Regions from separate parts of the Homo sapiens genome. Here region 2 is linked to region 1. The links are chromatin loops, found by intact Hi-C in ENCODE. Cell type or tissue: CD4-positive, alpha-beta T cell. All regions are shown on one strand. Each heading gives the region's core, and the rest is flanking DNA. Links, peaks and the distances in the headings are about the cores only.

Evidence for each region. Peaks named below come from ENCODE experiments on the same cell type or tissue, not always from the same donor. Only the 100,000 strongest peaks of a DNase experiment are listed, where the experiment ranks them.
Region 2: a loop joins it to region 1, with 12 times the contacts of the local background. A loop is called at or near these places in 4 of 110 quality-filtered maps.

The regions. Positions count from the first base shown.
Region 1 is chr10:93,549,960-93,561,080 of GRCh38, forward strand. It overlaps LOC105378436 (a long non-coding RNA gene), which reads left to right and starts at 6,520. Exons shown (of 3, transcript XR_946212.2): 1 at 6,520-7,169; 2 at 9,786-9,892; 3 at 11,058-11,121. RefSeq lists an enhancer at 6,252-6,752. In CD4-positive, alpha-beta T cell, for the core only: CTCF peaks have their summits at 4,991 (motif pointing right) and 5,190; DNase peaks (open chromatin) are centred at 5,022 and 5,362; H3K27me3 peaks cover 593 bases.
Region 2 is chr10:93,915,341-93,923,475 of GRCh38, forward strand. No RefSeq gene overlaps it. Among named protein-coding and RNA genes, the nearest start is that of SLC35G1, 25 kb to the left of the region's middle. In CD4-positive, alpha-beta T cell, for the core only: a CTCF peak has its summit at 6,188 (motif pointing left); a DNase peak (open chromatin) is centred at 6,191.

The DNA.
Region 1 (11,121 bases), core at 3,112-8,111:
GATTACAGGCACCCACCACCATGCCCAGCTGATTTTTTTTTTTTTTTTTTGTATTTTTAGTAGAGACGGGGTTTCTCCGTGTTGGTCAGGCTAGTCTCGAACTCCTGACTTCAGGTGATCCACCCGCCTCGGCCTCCCAAAGTGCTGGGATTACTGGTGTGAGCCACCATGCCCAGCCTTTATTTACTTATTTTTGAGACGGAGTTTCACTTTTGTTTCCCAGACTGGAGTGCAATGGCGCCATCTTGGCTCAGTGCAACCTCTGCCTCCCAGGTTCAAGCGATTCTCCTGCTTCAGCCTCCCGAGTAGCTGGGATTACAGGCGCGTGCCATCATGCCTGGCTAATTTTTGTATTTTTTGTAGAGACGGGGTTTCACCATATCGGCCAGGCTTATCTTGAACTACTGACCTGAGGTGATCCGCCCGCCTCAGCCTCCCAAAGTGCTGGCCCAGCCACTGCATTCTGTTATTTAAAAACAGGGCACAGGACCAGCCTTGCTTTAAGAGGAGAAGACAACACACAAGGGGATGAATACCAGGAAACATCCTTCACTGGGAGCCATTGTGGAGACTACCACAGTGGAGCAAGCTGAATGAGCAAACACAAGGCATCTCTTGTGTGTGCTGAGGACCATGCCTCTTGAAAGGGCTTTCACATCCATTTTCATTTGATCACAGGTATGTGAGCTAGGCAAGCCCGTGTCAGGACTAGATTTCCTTTTATTTTTTTTTCAATTCTCAGAACATTCTGGATATAGATCTCTATTTTATACATATAGACGCTGTAGCTCAGCAAAATTGAGTAGATTATCAAAAGTCACATGGCTTCTAAATGTGGGTGTGGAATGTGAACTTTGGTCTTCCGATTTAGCCCTGCAAACTATAGAATTTTCCAAGCCACCAACGCTCAGAACTTTTTGACACCTTGAACAAACCAGGAAGGAGACAAGAGTCTCCACCTGCAAAAAGTAATCAAGGGGAAGCAGCCACAGATCTAAATTTGAAAAGAAAAAGGTTATCACAATTGTTAGAGTTTTACAACATGGTCATACCTACTATAATTGGTGATGGGGAATGGATACGTGGCCACTGCTCATGAGAGTGTGATTTGGTGCAAACTTTCCAGAAGTGCAATAGATATTAAAGCCTTAGTTTTGCAAAATTTGTAAGCTAGGAGAAAGTTAGCCAGGCCTTAGAGCCTCCTTCCTGCATGGGTTGTAGAAAGACAGGACATGGGGCTTGCACTCAGAAGCTGCTCAACTAAGGCTGGTTATTTGTCTAGGGAGTCAGGAATCTGATGAGGCCAGGCCAGGGGCCTCTGAGGCTGAACAAAACATTAGCACAGGAGGAGCAAAAGTTAAGCACACACACACACTCATGCATGCACACACATATGCACATGAACCCAATCCAAAATTTCATATCTAGAAAATTTTCTAGATTGGGTAGATTTTTGCTAACAGGGAAAAATTACAAATAGTTAAATAGCTAACAAGAAGTATTTTGTTAAACAATGGGAAACTATTCTGCCATTAAATTGAAGTAGTAGAAAACTATTTAGTGCCACATGAAAGACTGCAATATTATTGATGGGGAAAAAGCAGATTTTGAAAGAGCATTGTAATATTATCATATTTTTTTTTTCAAAAATATACATGTGGGCATATACACAGAAGAGATAAGAAAGAAAGAATACCAAAATGCTAATAATAGTTATTTAAGGATGGTGAGACTATGGGTGATTTTTTCTTTTTCTTTTTCTTTTCTGAGACAGAGTCTTGCACTGTCGCCTGGGCTGGAGTGCAATGGCACGATCTCTGCTCACTGCAACCTCTGCCTCCCGGGTTCAAGCGATTCTCCTGCCTCAGCCTCCCAAGAAGCTGGGATTACAGGCGCCCGCCACCATGCCTGGCTAATTTTTTGTATTTTTAGTAGAGACGAGGTTTCACTGTGTTGGCCAGGCTGGTCTCGAACTCCTGACCTCATGATCCACCCACCTCAGCCTCCCAAAGTGCTGGGATTGCAGGCGTGAGCCACTGCGCCCAGCCTTTTCTTTTTCTTTTATTTCACTTTTCTTTCTTTTTCTTCTCTATATTTTCAAATTGCTTATAGGATGTGTTGCTTTCATAATGAGTTTTTGAAAAAGAAAATAAGAATGGGAATTATATTTTCTATGGGAAAATATAGAGAATTTTAAGCTGATTTCAACCAACCAATGGAAAATATACAAATGAATAATATAGTACTGTGTATCTGACTTTTCAAAGTGCTTTCGAATTCAAGGTCTAATTTGATTTCTGTAATAACTCAGTGACGGAGACTGGACAGGTATTATTATTTCTATTTTGCAAATGGGACAAGTGAGCCTCTAACCAGCCAATTAGTGACAAAACCAGGACGAGATCCAGATCTCCTGGGCCATTCATGGACCTCAGATGAAATCACACCTGGCTTTGAATTTGGACAGCTTACTTTCTATGCAACTTAATCTGTTGGGGACCCCCTGTTTTAGCCCACCCAGAATCCCTTGTCCCATCTTTTGGTCTCAGCACCCTGACTTTTCTTATGAACCTGCCCTTCCTCTGTCGGTCCAGATTCCTGATGGGCATGAGACCCCACCCTGCCTACAAGAGCCACCCTTGGGAAGTGTGAGGATAGTGCTGGAAGAGTCTGCTGAGCTGGTAGGAAGTGGGCAAGAGCTGCTATGGCCTCTTTGCCTCCACTAGGGGATGGATGGGCTTCCTGAAACAAACCCAATTCAGAGAAAAGAGTCAGAGGTGAGGACAGGTGCCCAAATAAGTTGTTGTTGTTTGCATCCCTGGATCCAGATGTGCCTAAAGCTAAAGTCACTGCCTGGATTTTTTGCTTATCCAGGCCAGTGCATTTCTTTTTTTCTTTCTTTTTCTTTTCCTCCTCCTCCCTTTTATCCTCCTTCTCTCCTTTCTTCTCCTCCATTTCTGTTTGTTTTATTTGAGTTGGATTCCTGTTAGTTGTAACCCAACGTCTCCCGATCATTATATTCTTCTGCCTCAGTCTTCTCACCTGTAAAATGGGGATGATAATAATAACAATGTTCTTCTTCTGCACAGGATTGTTGTGAGACTTAGCTGAGTCACCACAAGTAAGGTGCTTGTTACATAGTGAGAGGTCAGTAAATGTTACCTATTAAGGAGTTGGAAAAAGCTGAATTCAGAGAATTTTATCTCCCTGCTGGGGGCGGTGGCTCACACCTGTAATCTCAGCAATTTGGGAGGCTGAGGCAGGTGGATCATCTGAGGTCAGGAGTTCAAGACCAGCCTGGTCAACGTGGTGAAACCCCGTCTCTACTAAAAATACAAAAAATTAGCCAGGCATGGTGGCACGCGCCTATAATCCCAGCTACTCAGGAGGCTGAGGCAGGAGAATCACTTGAACCTGAGAGGCGGAGGTTGAAGTGAGCCAAGATTGCACCATTGCATTCCAGCCTGGGCCACAGAGCGAGACTGTCTCAAAAAAAAAAAAAGAAAAAGAAAAAAAGAAAAAAGAAAGTTTTATTTCCCCTCCCCCGCAAAAAAGAAAGAGATTTCTCCATGCATCAAAATATGAGGAATAGATTCCTATAATGCAAATTATGAGAAAAGAGAAAGCACTGTGTCAGTCAGTTCACCAGGGAGTCATTATTCCAGAATTTATGGCCTAGGAGTCACTGACCTCACCTCACGCCTCTGTCTTTCTCTCTTTCTCTCACTCTCTTGCTTGTGTGTGTGTGTGTGTGTGTGTGTGTATGTGTGTGTTTCACAGGAATTGCGAGAGAGGAGGAGAAAGGGGAGATGAAGTGGTTGGCTGGACAGAAATGGCTGGTTTTGCAATGCAGTTTGGGGAGAGGAAAAGTAAACTGGGAGAAAGTTATCCAGGCCTTAGAGCGTCCTTCCTGCATGGGTTGTAGAAAGAGAGGACATGGGGCTTGCCATTCGGAAGCTGCTCAGCTAAGTCTGGTTATTTGTCTGGGGAGTCAGGAGTCTAATGAAGCCAGGCCAGAGGCCTCTAAGGCTGAACAAAACATTAGCACAGGAGGAGCAACAGTTACACACACACACACACACACACACACACACACACCCATTCTGGCTGGATTAAACAGAAAAAGGTATAATGTAATTCACAGGCTCTCCGATGGGAGGGCCAGAGAATTGACCGTGAAGACTTCCCAGCCTGGAACGATGTCACATGATGAAGGCTGCTCCAGTGGAACACTCAGTGTCACCACACTACAGCACAGACACCATGCCTGGCTTGCACCACTGGTTCTGGATGTGAGATCCTAGAAGCCTCTTGATTGTGCCCTAAACTCTTGCCCATAAATGGATTCTGTGAAACCCTAGCTTGTCCTCTCCTGCAAAGGCAAGTCTCTCACGGTATGTCTGGTGGTCTAAGCTTAGGGTACATGCCTTGGTGCAAGGGAGATGGGAAAGCCAGTGTTGACCTTTCCCTTGGGGAGGCAGGACTCATACTGTGGGAAATTTGCAAGTCACCTGATAGAGTTCAAAAGGACAACCATCAAGTCTGATATATATCCCCACAATAGCATTGCTATATTGGGTGTGTGTGTGTGTGTGTATGTATGAAATAGACAAATGATCTATATCTCAAGGTCCACTTTCCAGGATGGTTTCATCCTTAAAAATCCAAAGAACCATCATTCAAGCTGCCACCAGGAGCAGGGAGCCCAGTTCCCTCATTTGGGTGTCACTCAATACCTCTGAGTCCAGACAACTGTTCCAAGCTCCAGGTACCGTCTGGTCACCCCTTCTCCTTGTGGCTCTGCTTGTTCAGGTCAGCATTGCCCCCATATGTGGGCCCAGGTCCCTTTCTCCCCTTACCCCCGAAATGAAAAGCTGACACACTCTTCAGAGATGTACCAGGCTCATGGATGGATGGACGGATGGATGGGCGTATAGGTGGATGAGGGGGTGGGTGGATGGACACCAGAGGTTTGAGGACAATGGTCACTGTAGCCAATGACACCAGGGGGCAGTGCGGAGCAGCTTTTCAAGGCCTAACTCCCTACACTCTTCCATCAGACCTGGCTGGCAGGGCTTGGAGAGCTCATTTTGTTCAACATTTTCATTTGTGAGGAAGTTGTTGAGGCCCAAGACAGGAATGGCTGTGTCAGTAGCGCACAGCAGCTGAGCTGGCTCTTGATGCGGCTCCAGCACCCTCTGCATTACAGTATTTACATAAGCCCACCTTCCCAGGCTCGGAGGGCCCCCACGCTGCCAAGCCTCCGTCAGCTATCAGTGATTCTGGAGCCCTTCCTAGGAGTCTCATCGGTTGCCGGCTGCTGAACTCAATCAGCATAGAGGAAACAGACAGTCAGAGTTCAGGGCGTTGGCCAGGCTGAGTCATTGTCTTCGCCCCTCCGAAGGGCTGCATGTTAGGGCCCTCACTGGACACCCCTTCCCTAGCCATGTCTTTTCTCTCCTTTTGGAATCCAGATCACCTGGAGGTCATATTTCCCAGGAAAGGAAGGACCCCACGCTGAGAACACATCTTACAATAAATGATCCCTCTCTTCTCAAAATTTACGTCTGTGTTACATCCCCTTTAGCCCTGCTTTTTAATTTCCACTGCCTGTTTCTTTGGGGGCAGTGGGGGTGGAGTGGGGGAGTACCAGGGTGGTGATGGCCCCTCCCACCCCCACCCCTATCCTTATCCATCTTTACAGCAGGCTCCTGAGGACCACGACTTAGATAGCAGAGACATCAAGAGGCTCACTAAACCTCAAATTTCCATTTTCGTTCATTCATCTATTTAATTATTCAACTATTGAAAATATTTTAAGCCCCTCCTATGTGTCAGATGCTAAAAAAAGTCACAAACTTACACTTCTTAAGCCCTTACTACACTAAAGGTGTGACATTTAGTATATTATCTTACACAAGCCAATGAAGGAAGTATTTTATTTATTTATTTATTTTTATTTTTTTGAGACGGAGTCTTGCTCTGTCACCCAGGCTGAAGTGCAGTAGCACAATCTCAGCTCACTGCAACCTCCACCTCCTGGGTTCAAGCGATTCTCCTGCCTCAGCCTCCTGAGTAGCTGGGATTACAGGTACCTGCCACCCATATCATTCAATTCACAAGCATTTTAATGACTGTGTAGTATTCTACTGAAGACATATAACTGATTTACCTCCCCCTTACTGTTGACCTTATATCTATTGTAGAAGTGGTTTAGTGTTTCAGTGTTTAATATTTTCTTTCTTTCTTTGTTTCTTTTTTTTTTTTTTGAGACAGAGTCTCGCTCTGTCGCCCAGGCTGGAGTGCAGTGGTGTCATCTCGGCTCACTGCAACCTCCGCCTCCTGGGTTCAAGCTATTCTCCCTGCCTCATACTCCCGAGTAGCTGGGATTACAGGTGCCCACCACCACGCCCAGCTAATTTTTGCCATGGTGACCAGGCTGGTCTCGAACTCCTGACCTTGAGTGATCCACCTGCCTCAGCCTCCCAAAGTGCTGGGATTACAGGCGTGAGCCACCGTGCCCAGCCTTGAAGGATGCATTGTTATTTTCGTTTTACAAATGAAGAAACAGAGATCTAGAGAAGTGATGTCACTTGCCCAAGAGTGCACAGCCAGTGAGCTACAGGACAGGAATCAAACCCAGGAGGCCACACCCAAGTATCAGACATTTCCTGCAAGTGTTCAATTGTGAGGCTTGCTCTTCCCCTTCAGCTGCACCCCACAGGCAGCGCCAGAGTGCTGAAGCATGCAGCCCCAAGCAAGGGCCAATGGGTGAGCAGGAGTGGCAGAGGCCAGGTTCTGGCCACTGAAGTGTGTTGTAGCTTTGGGACTTTCGGAGTGGAATTCCAGAATGTTCCATCAGGTTCCATTCTTCAGTGATGCATGGTTGCAAAGCTGCAGCTCAGGGAAGAGCCCCTCCAAGGTCACTGAGTTGAGAATCGAGAACCTGAGTCTGCTCCACTGGGGCTAACGAGCCATGTAAGCGGGACCATCTCCCTTTGCTGCACGGGGGCCACCTGCTGCCTCCTCTGTGAAACGGGAGAGCATACCACCTGCCCTGGAGAGCTGTCCTCGAGATGAGATAAAAGCATGGATATAAAAGGGTCTGGAAATTTGGAGGTCTTTGCTTGTATGAATATGTGTCCTTATTATCGCCATGTGACGGGCTGGTGAGTCTTGACTGAGTTTCTCTGGAGATTGAAGCAGTAGTCAAGTTTTTAACATAGGATTTTTTGTTTTGTTTTGTTTGTTTGTTTTTAATGACTGCCACACATACTCTGTCCTAAAAGAAAGAGAAGTTTAACAACAGCAAAATAAGCAGGACATAATCTTGCAAGTAAAAATGGATGTGGTTAGCCTTGGGGAAAACTACACAGTTGACACTTTTCCCATTTCACTTTAAACCAGCGGAGACTAAAGCAGAGGCTGGCCTCTGAGAGCCATTGCTGGAGGGTGGGTGTGGTGCATAGCTCTGTCCTTTCACCTTGCAGCCAAGCTGGGGGCTAAATATGGCACGGGACAGTTGTGTGCATTGAGGAAACTGAGGGATAGAATAGAAGAATAATGTGACTGAACAAAAATTTTTTTTTCTTTGAGACAGAGTCTCACTCTGTCACCCAGGCTGGAGTGCAGTGGTGTGATCTCAGCTCACTGCAACCTTCACCTCCCGGGTTCAAGCGATTCTCCTGCCTCAGTCTCCTGAGTAGCTGGGACTAAAGGCACGCGCCACTATGCCCAGCTAATTTTTGTATTTATAGTAGAGACGGGGTTTCGCCATGGTGGTCACACTGTTCTTGAATTCCTGACCTCAGGTGATCCACCCGCCTCAGTCTCCCAAAGTGCTGGGATTACAGGTGTGAGCCACTGCGCCAGGTCCTGAAAACAATTTTTAAATGCATATTACAAAATAGTGTGTGCAACACAATTCCCATTTTATAAAATACCTGTAGGCATACAGACAGCCCCGGATGTACAGAAAACACACTGGAAAGTTACACAGCACAATCTCACAGGATTATCGCTGTGTAGAAGAATGAAGGACAAATTTATATTTTTCTTGCATTTCATAATAGAAACATAGAACTAATAAAGAAGCCAAAAAAAAAGAAAAAAAAGAGAAAAGAAAAAAAGAAAGTGATGCAAGAGGAATCGCGCAACACTGCAATATCTTGGCCAATGGTCTCCTTGGGATGTGCGGAATTTCAGTAAAGCTACATCTTGTACTGTAGAAAGCTCTTCTGGGCTTGTGCTCACATCCTTACCTGCTGTCTGGCCATTTCTAGGACTGGGCATGGTGCTGGCCATGCAGTACGTGCTCCATCAGTGTGTGCTCAATGGACTGCCTGCCATCCTCGGCTGGCCACTGTGGCTCCTGGCCGAGAGAGGGCCACAGAGAAACACTACCGCTTAAGTAGAAATGGACCATATCAAAATTGCTCTTCTCTCTGAGTTGAACATTTTGTATTTAGGGGCTTTAATTACATCTTTCCTTGGAAGAATGGGAAAAAGGTGATTACCAAGATCCCACTTATCCAGTTTGAGCTCCCGTATTGGGCAATCTGGCCTCATTAAAATAAAGACTGTCTTTAAAACATGGGGGGGAGGGGAGGCGTCAGATGTTGGATCTTCTATTGATTAGACTCCTTGGTGGCAAGCAACAGGAGTTAATAAATTCTGGCCAATTTAAGCTGGAAAGAAATGCACTGGGAAAGATCCTGGTAGCTACCACTGTGGACAGGAAGGCTGCAGAGCCCAGGTGATAAAACAGGCAGGGCTGAGAGCGCTGAGTTGCAGGGACCACTGCTCGAGCCCCTGAGCTTTAGCCCCCAAACAGAACTCACTTGTCTTACTAATATTTATTTATTTATTTATTTGCAACAAAGTCTTGCTCTGTCGCCCGGGCTGGAGTGCAGTGGCACGATCTTGGCTCACTGCAACCTCTGCCTCCTGGATTCAAGTGATTCTCCTGCCTCAGCCTCCCCAGTAGCTGGGACTACAGGCGTGCGCCACCATGCCCAGCTAATTTTTATATTTTAAGTAGAGATGGGGTTTCATCATGTTGGCTAGGATGGTCTTGATCTCTTGGCCTCGTGATCCACCTACCTTGGCCTCCCAAAGTGCTGGGATTACAGGCGTGAGCCACAGTGCCTGGCCACTACTACTAATTTTTTTTTTTTTTTTTTTTTTTTTTTGAGATGGAGTCTTGCTCTGTTACCCAGGCTGGAGTGCAGTGGCGCGATCTCAGCTCACTGCAACCTCTGCCTCCCAGGTTCAAGCGATTCTCCTGCCTTAGTGTCCCAAGTAGCTGGGACTACAGGCTTGTGCCACCACACCCAGGTAATTTTTATACTTTTAGTAGAGATGGGGTTTCACTATGTTGGCCAGGCTGGTCTCGAACTCCTGACTTCGTGATCTGCCCACCTCAGCCTCCCAAAGTGCCAGGATTACAGGTGTGAGCCACCGCTCCCAGCCACTCCTATTATTATTGTTATTGTTCTTTCTACCCCCCCTTGCCAGTCCCCCTACTCCTCAGTGTTCCTCCTTCCCCAGTTACCTCAGCAGTGGGGGGCTGATCTTTTCTGGTCTATTGACTCCTAAGGCCTCCTCAAGGCACTGGGGCTTCTTGAGGCATGGCTTCACCTCTTCTGTCTGTCTGGGAGGAACAGAGTTTAGTCACCCCAGGACTCCAGCGACAGTGGTCAGGCCTGGCCGTCCAGTGTGCGGACATCCCCGCCCTCACAGTTGCTAAAAGGCTGGCCCTTGCTCTCCTTTCTTCATCTCCTCAGGCAAGATTGTCGCAGAAATGAGCTTGAGGAAACTCCCAGGCAGACAAAGTCGGCTCAGTGGAACTCACAGATGGGCCCTGCCCCGTCAATGCCCCCGCTGTGATAGGGTATGTAACTGTCCAGTGGGTTCACCTTGCCCGCTGCCCAGATAGAGCTGATTTATCAAGACAGGGGAATTGCAACAGAGAAAGAGTAATTTATTCAGAGCCGGCTGTGCAGGAGACTGCAGTTTTTTTATTACTCAAATCAGTCTCTGCGAGCATTTGTGGATTATAACTTTTAAAGATAATTTGGTGGGTAGGGGCTTGGGAAATGGGGAGGGCTGATTGGTCAGGTTGGAGATAGAATCACAGAGGGTCGAAGTGAGTTTTTCTTGCTGTTTTCTATTCCTGGGTGTGATGGCAGAACTGGTTGAACCAGATTACCGGTCTGGGTGGTGGTGGCTGATCCATCGAGTGCAGGGTCTGCAAAATATCTCAAGCCCTGATCTTAGGTTTTGCAACAGTGATGTTACCCCAGGAGCAATTTGGGGAGGTTCAGACTCTTGGAGCCAGCATGACATCTGAACTGTAATTTCTAATCTTGTAGCTAACTTGTTAGTCCTGCAAAGGCAGACTAGTCCCCAGGCAAGACGAGGGTCTTTTCGGGAAAAGGGCTGCTATCAATTTTGTTTCAGAGTCAAACCGTGAACTGAATTCCTTCCCATAGTTAGTTCGGCCTACGCCCAGGAATGAACAAGGACAGCTTGCTTAAAGTTTAGAAGCAAGATGGAGTCAGTTAGGTCTGATTTCTTTCACTGTCATAATTTCCTCAGTTATAATCTTACAAAGGCAGTTTAAGGTATGAGGTGGGCTTTGAGGGCTTGAGCAGAAACCGCAATCAAGTGGGCAGGAAGAGCCCGTGAGAAGGGCCATTGCTGCCCTCAAGCCCACAAACCATGAGGCACAGCCACTTCTAACCACATTGCAGGTTTCGGCCTGCCAAGGACTCCCACCTGAGGGGCGTGCACAGGGGCTCAGCCCCAGCCAGGCCCTGTTAGCCATGCCCAGAGCCTTGGCTGCATCAACCCTGGGGAAGGAGCGCCTTCCAACTCATCTGTTCAGGGAAGTCCCTTTTTTTCTAACTTATGTAAAGCTTTGAGTGTGCTAGCTGTGGCCCGGCCTCTGTATCTTGTTTAAAGTAGACACAGTATGATCCCTGCCCTGGGCCCCTAGTGTGTGAACAACTTATAAACAGGCAGCTGCTCACTTGAGTCTTGCTCTTATTTTCCAGCTTCTACTTGGGTTCCTATCTTTTGGTGGATAGATGTGCTATGGACAGTGGAGAAGATCACAGT
Region 2 (8,135 bases), core at 3,069-8,068, 370 kb after region 1:
CGGGAACTTGTTTTTCTGAGTTCTCAAACTCTTCATTTCTACTGACCCCTCTTCTGCTTATAGATATGTTCAGATCTCTTCTATATTCACACCAAACAAAATCAAACAAACATTTCTCTCGCTCCAGCATTTCTCTTGGGTTGGCACCCTCGTTCTTCCCATCCGACGCAGATTTCTAGAGACCCACATCTGCCTCATTATCCTCCCCACACATTCACCTCTTGATTGTAGTAGACACCATTGTTTCCTTACCCAAATTCAACCTCCTCCCTTTTTCCTTGCTTGAATCTCCCCAGTTTTAAGTTCTCGTGCCACGCGCTGATGAAAGTGCACCCAACCCAAACCCAGAGGAGGGGCTAAGGTAGGGGTGAATTTCAATTAGTCTCTAAACCAAACATTCCAATCCTCTTGCCAGTGATTGGCTTAGAAAGGGGCAAAGTAACCAGTTCTGACCAATGATACGTGAGAGGCAGTCTGCAGGCAACACCTCTGGGAAAGAGTTGCTTGTTCTCACAATGAGGCTTCTGAAGAGTGTTTTCTGTTTGTGTAAGGAGGTGGTGCTAGAGCTGCTTCAGCCTCTTGCTGCCATGAGGACATCTAGCCAAACGCATCTTGATTGATAAAACTCATTGGCACCAGCAGACGTAGTTAACATTTTGCAAGCTAGCAACAAATTACTGGAGAATTATATAGTTGTTTCTCTCCCAGAATTCAAGGTAATTAAAAATCTATTCTTAAAAAAGCTTTATTTTTCCATTTTAGAAAATATAATTTACTAATATTATAAAAGCATTATTTCTTATTCCTTCCTGCTTTTCTTTTCAGCAAATGCACAGTATTTATGTTGTGTTAAATGTCCTGTTGATGGATACCTTGAGAATTTAACAACTGAATACTTCATTATGTGTAAAATAAAATCCTAAACCTGACCAATGACTTCTTTAATAGAAGAATCCGGTGACCTCATCTCTTTGTTATCGTATCTGCCACATGGCATACAAATTAACTTTTAAATAATAATTCATTCGTGAACTGAAATGTCCTGGAATCCATCAGTTCATAGCAATGCTGTGTTAGCCAGGGCTTGCAGCCATTCAATTCAATATGAGTTACTTTAATGCAATATCTTTCTAAGGTTCTGTGCACTTTCTTAAGTATGGTCCTTTCAAAAGGCTGCCTGGCATCTTGGTCTGTGATTTTTCAGCAAGGATAGCGGTAGTATTTTAAACAGAACAGCTTTTAAGATTCAGAAATCATTAGCAGGAAAGTGACTTTAATGAAGTGGTTTAGTAGTTCTTATTATCAAAGAATGTTGATTTGGACATCCGCCTGGACCACACTTAGGGAAAAAAGAACTGTCAAAATAACAGGCTAGGTGCTTATGATTCCCTTGGCTTAGAGCTCAGTTTTACCAGTAGATGTCACTATAGTCAGACATTATTTTAAAGCCTCAAAAAGAGAAAGGTAACCTCACCGGAGTTTAAAGGATCTGAGGGGGAAAAAAGCAAACAAGTTCTTCTATAGCTAAACATGTGCTCTTCTTTTTTTAAAAAGCACAGTAGGCATTGAATAAATGTTTACTAAGTGAACCGACAAATAATCAATGCATATGGAATAGTCCGCCCTGAAATCTTTGTGATTGAGTTATGCTCTGATAGGAATCAGAGGAAGAGCTTTAGAGTCTGCAGAACAAAAATGATCTCTAAGATGCAAGCAGGCAGGTACAGAAGTAAGCAACTCTGCCCAGAGTCCATTCGTGAGAAGGGACGTGGGGATTTAAGCAACTCAACTGTGCAGACTGTTGCGCGCCACCCTACGCCAGGCACTGAGCTAGGGACTACTAGAATCGGAGAGGGAGTCGCGGTACATAGAGCCGATGGCGAAGTAAAGCAGAGGTCATGTGTTCTGTCCTCCATCCTGGAGTGGGGGAGGTGCAGGTTTTCCTGGCTTCAGAGGTAGATCAAAGTTCTAAAATCAGGGTGAAGGAGCTGAGAAACAATTCCCATCAGCTCTCCTTCAACACCCTCTTTCCTTTTTTTAAACTGAGGTTTGCCTGCATAAGGCAGAAAGAGATTAGGAAAACAGTTTGCAAACCTGGCAAATTATTCAGAGGTTTGATATATTGAAGATATATGACAACATGTATTACAGCTATTTTGAGCGCTTATTAACTGGTACATTCTGCACCAACTCCATTCTCTGATTTAATCCTCCTAAGAGCTCTAAGAGCCAGGAATTTCTATGTTCCTCATTTTTTGAGATGAAGTATCTGAAGAATGAGGGGGAGTGGGGTTGAGAGGTTAATTTGTCCCGGATCACCCAGTTAATGAGTGGTAGGACCAGGTTCTAACTTAGGCCTGTATGGGGCACTCTGCTGTGTTCCTGCCTTAGTTCATTATTCCAAGGAAACTGACTCTAGTCAGGGTCTGACTACCAGCAAAATCTAGGATCCATGTTGTTTAAGTTGATTTTGCCCCAATCATTCCTTTTTAAACTCTTAGTGAACCATTCTTATGAACAGGGCACTCCGTTTTGGACTAGGAGAAGGGGAGTGTAAAGGAAAGACAGTGGGCTGTCCTAAAAGAATTTATGATTCAGTGGGAGTAGACATGGGGGCATTTGGAGATGGGAGGAGCTTGGACAAGGAAGGTCACCCAGCATCTGCCTTCTCCATACGGCTTAGGAGGGTTTGGGGAAAGTGGAAAAGATTTGGAACAGCTGCTGTAAGGAATGTGCTAGGTTAAATAATGTGTCTGGAGAAGTGAGGGGTATTTCAAGATCTTTCTTTCCACACCTCAGAATTAATGGAGCTTATTTTCTCAGATTTTCCAAAATAAAGTTCACCTCTGGCTAGAGCTCAAGCTTGAAGAATTTCAGTACAGAATTTAATCTTGTCTCTTGAAAAACTGTCAGCACTTAATTTTTTTAATCATGAAAACAGATAAATGATAACACTGCACTGAGAAGGAGGCTAAAACACTTGCTTGACTTGCAGTGTTGATTATCTATCCAATTGGATTTTTCTTAGTGTCAACTTTATTTCTGAAATAAGAAAACAACCAAATGAGAAACATTTTTAAAACCACAAGTTGAAATCCTAAGACAAACCTAACATTAGGGATGTCTGAATTTGTTAGTATCTTCGAGGCACATGGGTTACATTGCCCTAACCCTAGCATTTTGAACAATGTCATCTGCCCACTTTGTGTTTTTTCATAAATATGTAAGTGTTTTCTGGTTGTTTTCATTTCTGCCTCCATTCCACTTTAAATATTTTGTTTAATTATCACATTACATTTTATGTTTAGAAATCCTCTCTTAAAGACATTCCGTCTTGCCTGTAGCGAGGGAGGTAAATTTGGTTGAGTGTTAATTACTAATGGAATTTCTCCAGACTCAAATCTTTCCCCATACACTTTGCCACAGAACAGGTAAAAAATGTTGCTCTGGAGAAATTATAGCATAAATATCTCTAAATCAAGGGCTTAGTAACAAAGTCCACAACTAGTATAATATTTTTTCAGAGTGGCTGTCAAAAACTGTACAAATTCATTAGTAAAGCCCTACACAAGGGGGAAAACGCCCCCAAACAGGAAAAATAAATGGCTAATAAATATATGAAAAAATCAACTTTACTGTAAATAAAGATAAATTAATGGAGCAGTGAGTTCTTTTCACTTTAAGTCAGAGTTTGGGGTTTGTTTTTATAAAAATAACACTTGATATTGGCAAGAGGGTTCAAATTGCCAGACAGCATTGTGGTTGGGAATGTTAAGTTGGTAAAAATTTTTTGAAAAATTTGCAATACATATCATACCCTGTGGCCCAGTAACTATTTCTAGAAGATTTTTCCTAAGGGAAAAAACCCCTGAAACACAGAAACAAATATTTACATAAAGACATTCCCTTTTATAATTTATAATAATAAAAATACAAATAACTATTCCATTTGAGTATATTAGGTTTAAAAAAGCTACCTTCATAGATTAGAATATTATGCATCTTTTCACAAGTATCTTTATAAAGACAGAAGTAAAGGGAAATCCAAAGGAATAGAAATCGTTCTATCATAAAGACATGCACACATATGTTCATTGCAGCACTATTCACAGCAAAGACATGGAATCAGCCTAAATGCCCATCAATAGTGGACTGTGTCAGGAAAATGTGCTACATATACACCATGGAATACTATACAGCTATAAAAAAACAAGATCATGTCCTTTGCAGGAACATGAATGGAGCTTGAGCTCGTTATCCTTAGCAAACTAACACAGGAAGAGAAAACCAAATACCACACGTTCTCACTTATAAGTGGGAGCTAAATGTTGAGAACACATGGACACATAGAGGAGGAACAGTGGACACTGGAGCCTTCCAGAGGGTAGAGGGTAGGAGAAGGGAAAGGATCAGGAAAAATAACTAATGGGTACTAGGCTTAACACCTGTGTGATGAAATAATCTGTACAACAAACTCCCAAGACACAGGTTTACCTATATAACAAATCTGCACATGTACCCCTGAACTTAAAAGTTTTTTGTTTTTGTTTTTGTTTTGTTTTGTTTTGTTTTGTGATGGAGTCTCGCTCTGTCACCCAGGCTGGAGTGCAGTGGCACCATCTCAGCTCACTGCAACCTCTGCCCCCCGGGTTCAAGCGATTCTCCTGCCTCATTCTCCCGAGTAGCTGGGATTACAAGTGCCCACCATGATGTCCGGCTAATTTTTTTGTATTTTTGGTAGAGACGGGGTTTCACCATGTTGGCCAAGCTGGTCTTGAACTCATGACCTCAGGTGATCTGCCCACCTCAGCCTCCCAAAGGGCTGGGATTACAGGTGTGAGCCACCACACCCGGCCCCAAATACAAGTTCTTTTTACAAAGCTTACCAAATGGAGCCACAAAAAAAGAAGTAAAGAGAAATCGTCATGTTATGATATTAAGTGGAAAAAGCAGGAGAATAAATATATAAATAATATAAAGTATATATCTACATATATATAATACATGTCCTCACCTCTAAGATGACTAAATGATCTCTGAGGTCCCAAGCATGATTTTATAAAGTGAAGAGAGCAGTTAGATATCTTATCAGTGTATTGTCATCACATGTTATCAATGTCTGGAATCTATAAAATGATGCCAGTGACACTTGGTACTAGTATGAGGTCAGATTCCCTAGGAGAGCCCCAGACAGAGGTTGAGGTGTGTGTGATTTACTGGGCATATGCTCTTCAGGAAAAGCTCATGAGGAAAACAGACCAGGGAGGGGGAAAGAGGCAAGCAAGGATGCACTTTTTTAAATTTATGTATGTATTGAGACGGGGTCTCACTTTGTCACCCAGGCTGGAGTGCAGTAGCACAATCTCAGCTCACTGCAACCTCTGCCTTCAGGGCTCAAGCAATCCTCCCACCTCAGCCTCCTAAGTAGCTGCCACCACACCAGGCTACTTTTTAAATTTTTTGTAGAGATGGGGTTTTGCCATGTTGCCCAGGTCAGTCTCGAATTCCTGAGCTCAGGTGATCCACCCTCATGGGCCTCCCAAAGTGCTGGGATTACAGGCTTGAGCCACTGCACCTGGCAGAGGATGTGCTTTCAGGAGCATAAATCACACCACTGCATTGTAGGTGGGTCTTATACCCAGAGCAATTCTTGGGGATGGGGAATCTGTGAGCCATTAACAGCCAGGTTCAGTGGCCTTAATTTCTAAATTTTGTTCTCCTGGGTAAAATAAGGTGCCTGAATTAAATCAATGAAGGATCCTTCACGTGGGCCTGGGAATCTCCAGGAATTATATTTAAAATTCAGCTTTCCATGCAGTTTTCTGGGATTCAGGTGCATAACTTTTGTCAGATTCTTTGAGGACAGGGTGACTTCAAGCTTCCTTCCACCCCAGCACTTTGAATAGGAGTGTGAGAAGAGACTTAGGTCAGAGGAGGAAGCTAAGCACTGAATTCTTAGTTCTAGTTTTAGAAACATAATCGACCAGAACAGGGATTCTTTGGTCTCACCTTATCCCAACCCCCATTCAAATTTAGGAAAATTAAAGGCAGTCTCCCAGAACCCACTCAGACCCACTCGCTTTCACAGCCACATCTTTTCAGCTCCGCCACCTCCCGGTGAGGGGGGTGTTATCCTCGTTTTACAGAGGGGAAACTGAGGTGCCAGTGATGTGACTCATTCAGAATCCCACAGCACCCCCTTGTGGTGTGGAGCTATGGTCAAGACTTGCTGTGGAAACCAGTGGCTTGCGTTTCTTGATTTTTTTTTCTTTTTTTGAGACAGGTTCTCACTCTGTCACCCAGGCTGGAGTGGAGGGGCTTGATCTCAGCTCACTGCAGTGTCAACTTCCCAAGCTCAGGTGATCCTCCCATCTCGGCTTCCCGAGTAGTTAGGACCACAGGAGCATGACACCAGCCCAGCTAATTTTTGTATTTTTTGTAGAGATAGGGTCTCACCATGTTGGCCAGGTTGGTCTCGAACTCCTGGGCTCAAGCGATCCATCTGCCTCATCTTCCCAAAATGCTGGAATTACAGGCGTGAGCCACCATGCCTGGAGAAATATTTTTGTTTTAAAAAATACTGTATTTATCTTTCAAAGGTGATACTTTAAAAATTCAACAAGCGAGAAAGTAAAGAAAAGGGAATCCTTCTACACTGTTGGTGGAAACGTAAATTGGTGTAGCCACAGTGGAAAACAGTTTGGAAGTTTCTTGAAAAATTAAAAATATAATATGATTAAAAAATCCCACTTCTGGGCATATATCCAAAGGAATCAAAATCAGTATACTGAAGAGATATCTTCACTCCTGTGTTCACTGCGGCATTATTCACAATAGCCAAGACGTGCAAGCAACCTAAATTTCCAAAGGACAAATGGATAAAGAAAATGTGGTGTATATATACATACAGTGGAATATTATTTAGACTTAAAAGAGAAAGAATCTTGCCATTTGCGACAACATGAATGAACCTGGAGCACATTATGCTAAGTGAAATAAGCCTAACACAGAAGGACAAATACTACATGATACCAATTATATGAGGTATCAGGTATAGTCAAACTCGTAGAATCAGAAAGTAGAATGGTGGTTGCCAGGGCCATATGGCAAAGGAAGATGGGGAACTATTGGTCAAAGGGCACAAAAAATTTCAGTTATGCAACATGAATAGGTCCTAGACATCTGTACAACATAGTGCCTAGAGTTAATAATATTGCATTTTATACTTAAAAATTTGCTAAGATGGTAGATCAATGTCAAGTGTTCTTAACACAAATTATAATGAGGGTGGGAGGAAACTTTTGGAGGTAATTGATATGTTTATGGCATAGATTGTGGAAATGGTTTCATGGATGTATACTTATCTCCAAACTCATCAAGCTGTATGCATTAAATATGTACAGATTTAAAATAAATAAGTAAAGTTGCAGCAACAGTCAGAGAAGATTTTCCAAGGACTGCAATCACATTGCTCTCAGAACATATTTTCAAAGCAAGAATCTGTATAGGACATTGACATCTGGATTTCTGATGCATTTCTTGTATCTTAAATCAGGGATTGCATCATTAATAAACTTCCATATAGTTAAAAAATTAGCAACACAGAAATGTAAAATATAAATGGAAGGCTCAATTCCCCTGACCTTTAAGTAGTAGAGTGGATTCTTCTTTTATTTTTCTCCTCTTTTTTTTCCCATTTTTTTAGAGACGAGCTCTCCTTCTGTAGTCCAGAGTGGACTGCAGTAGTATGAACTTACTGCAGCGTTGAACTCCTGGGCTCAAGCTATCCTCCTGCCTCAGCATCCTAAGTACCTGGGACTACACATGTACACCACCATGCCTAGCTGGATTCTCTTTTCGATAGATACATATAGATTTGTTTGTTTAATTGATTGATTAATTTTTACAAAATGGAATCATATGGTACATTCTGTCCCGAAACTTCTGTCCCACTAGACAGTATATCACGAAAATTTTTCATGTCAGAAGATAAAGACATACCTCATTCATTTGAAAACAATAGTAAAAACAACATGTATATATATTTCAGACCATCAATATGTTAATTTAAACGGCCAGATTAAATCATATTGGTAAACAATGTGGAGTGAAACTTCTGCCATCTTAGAGCAATT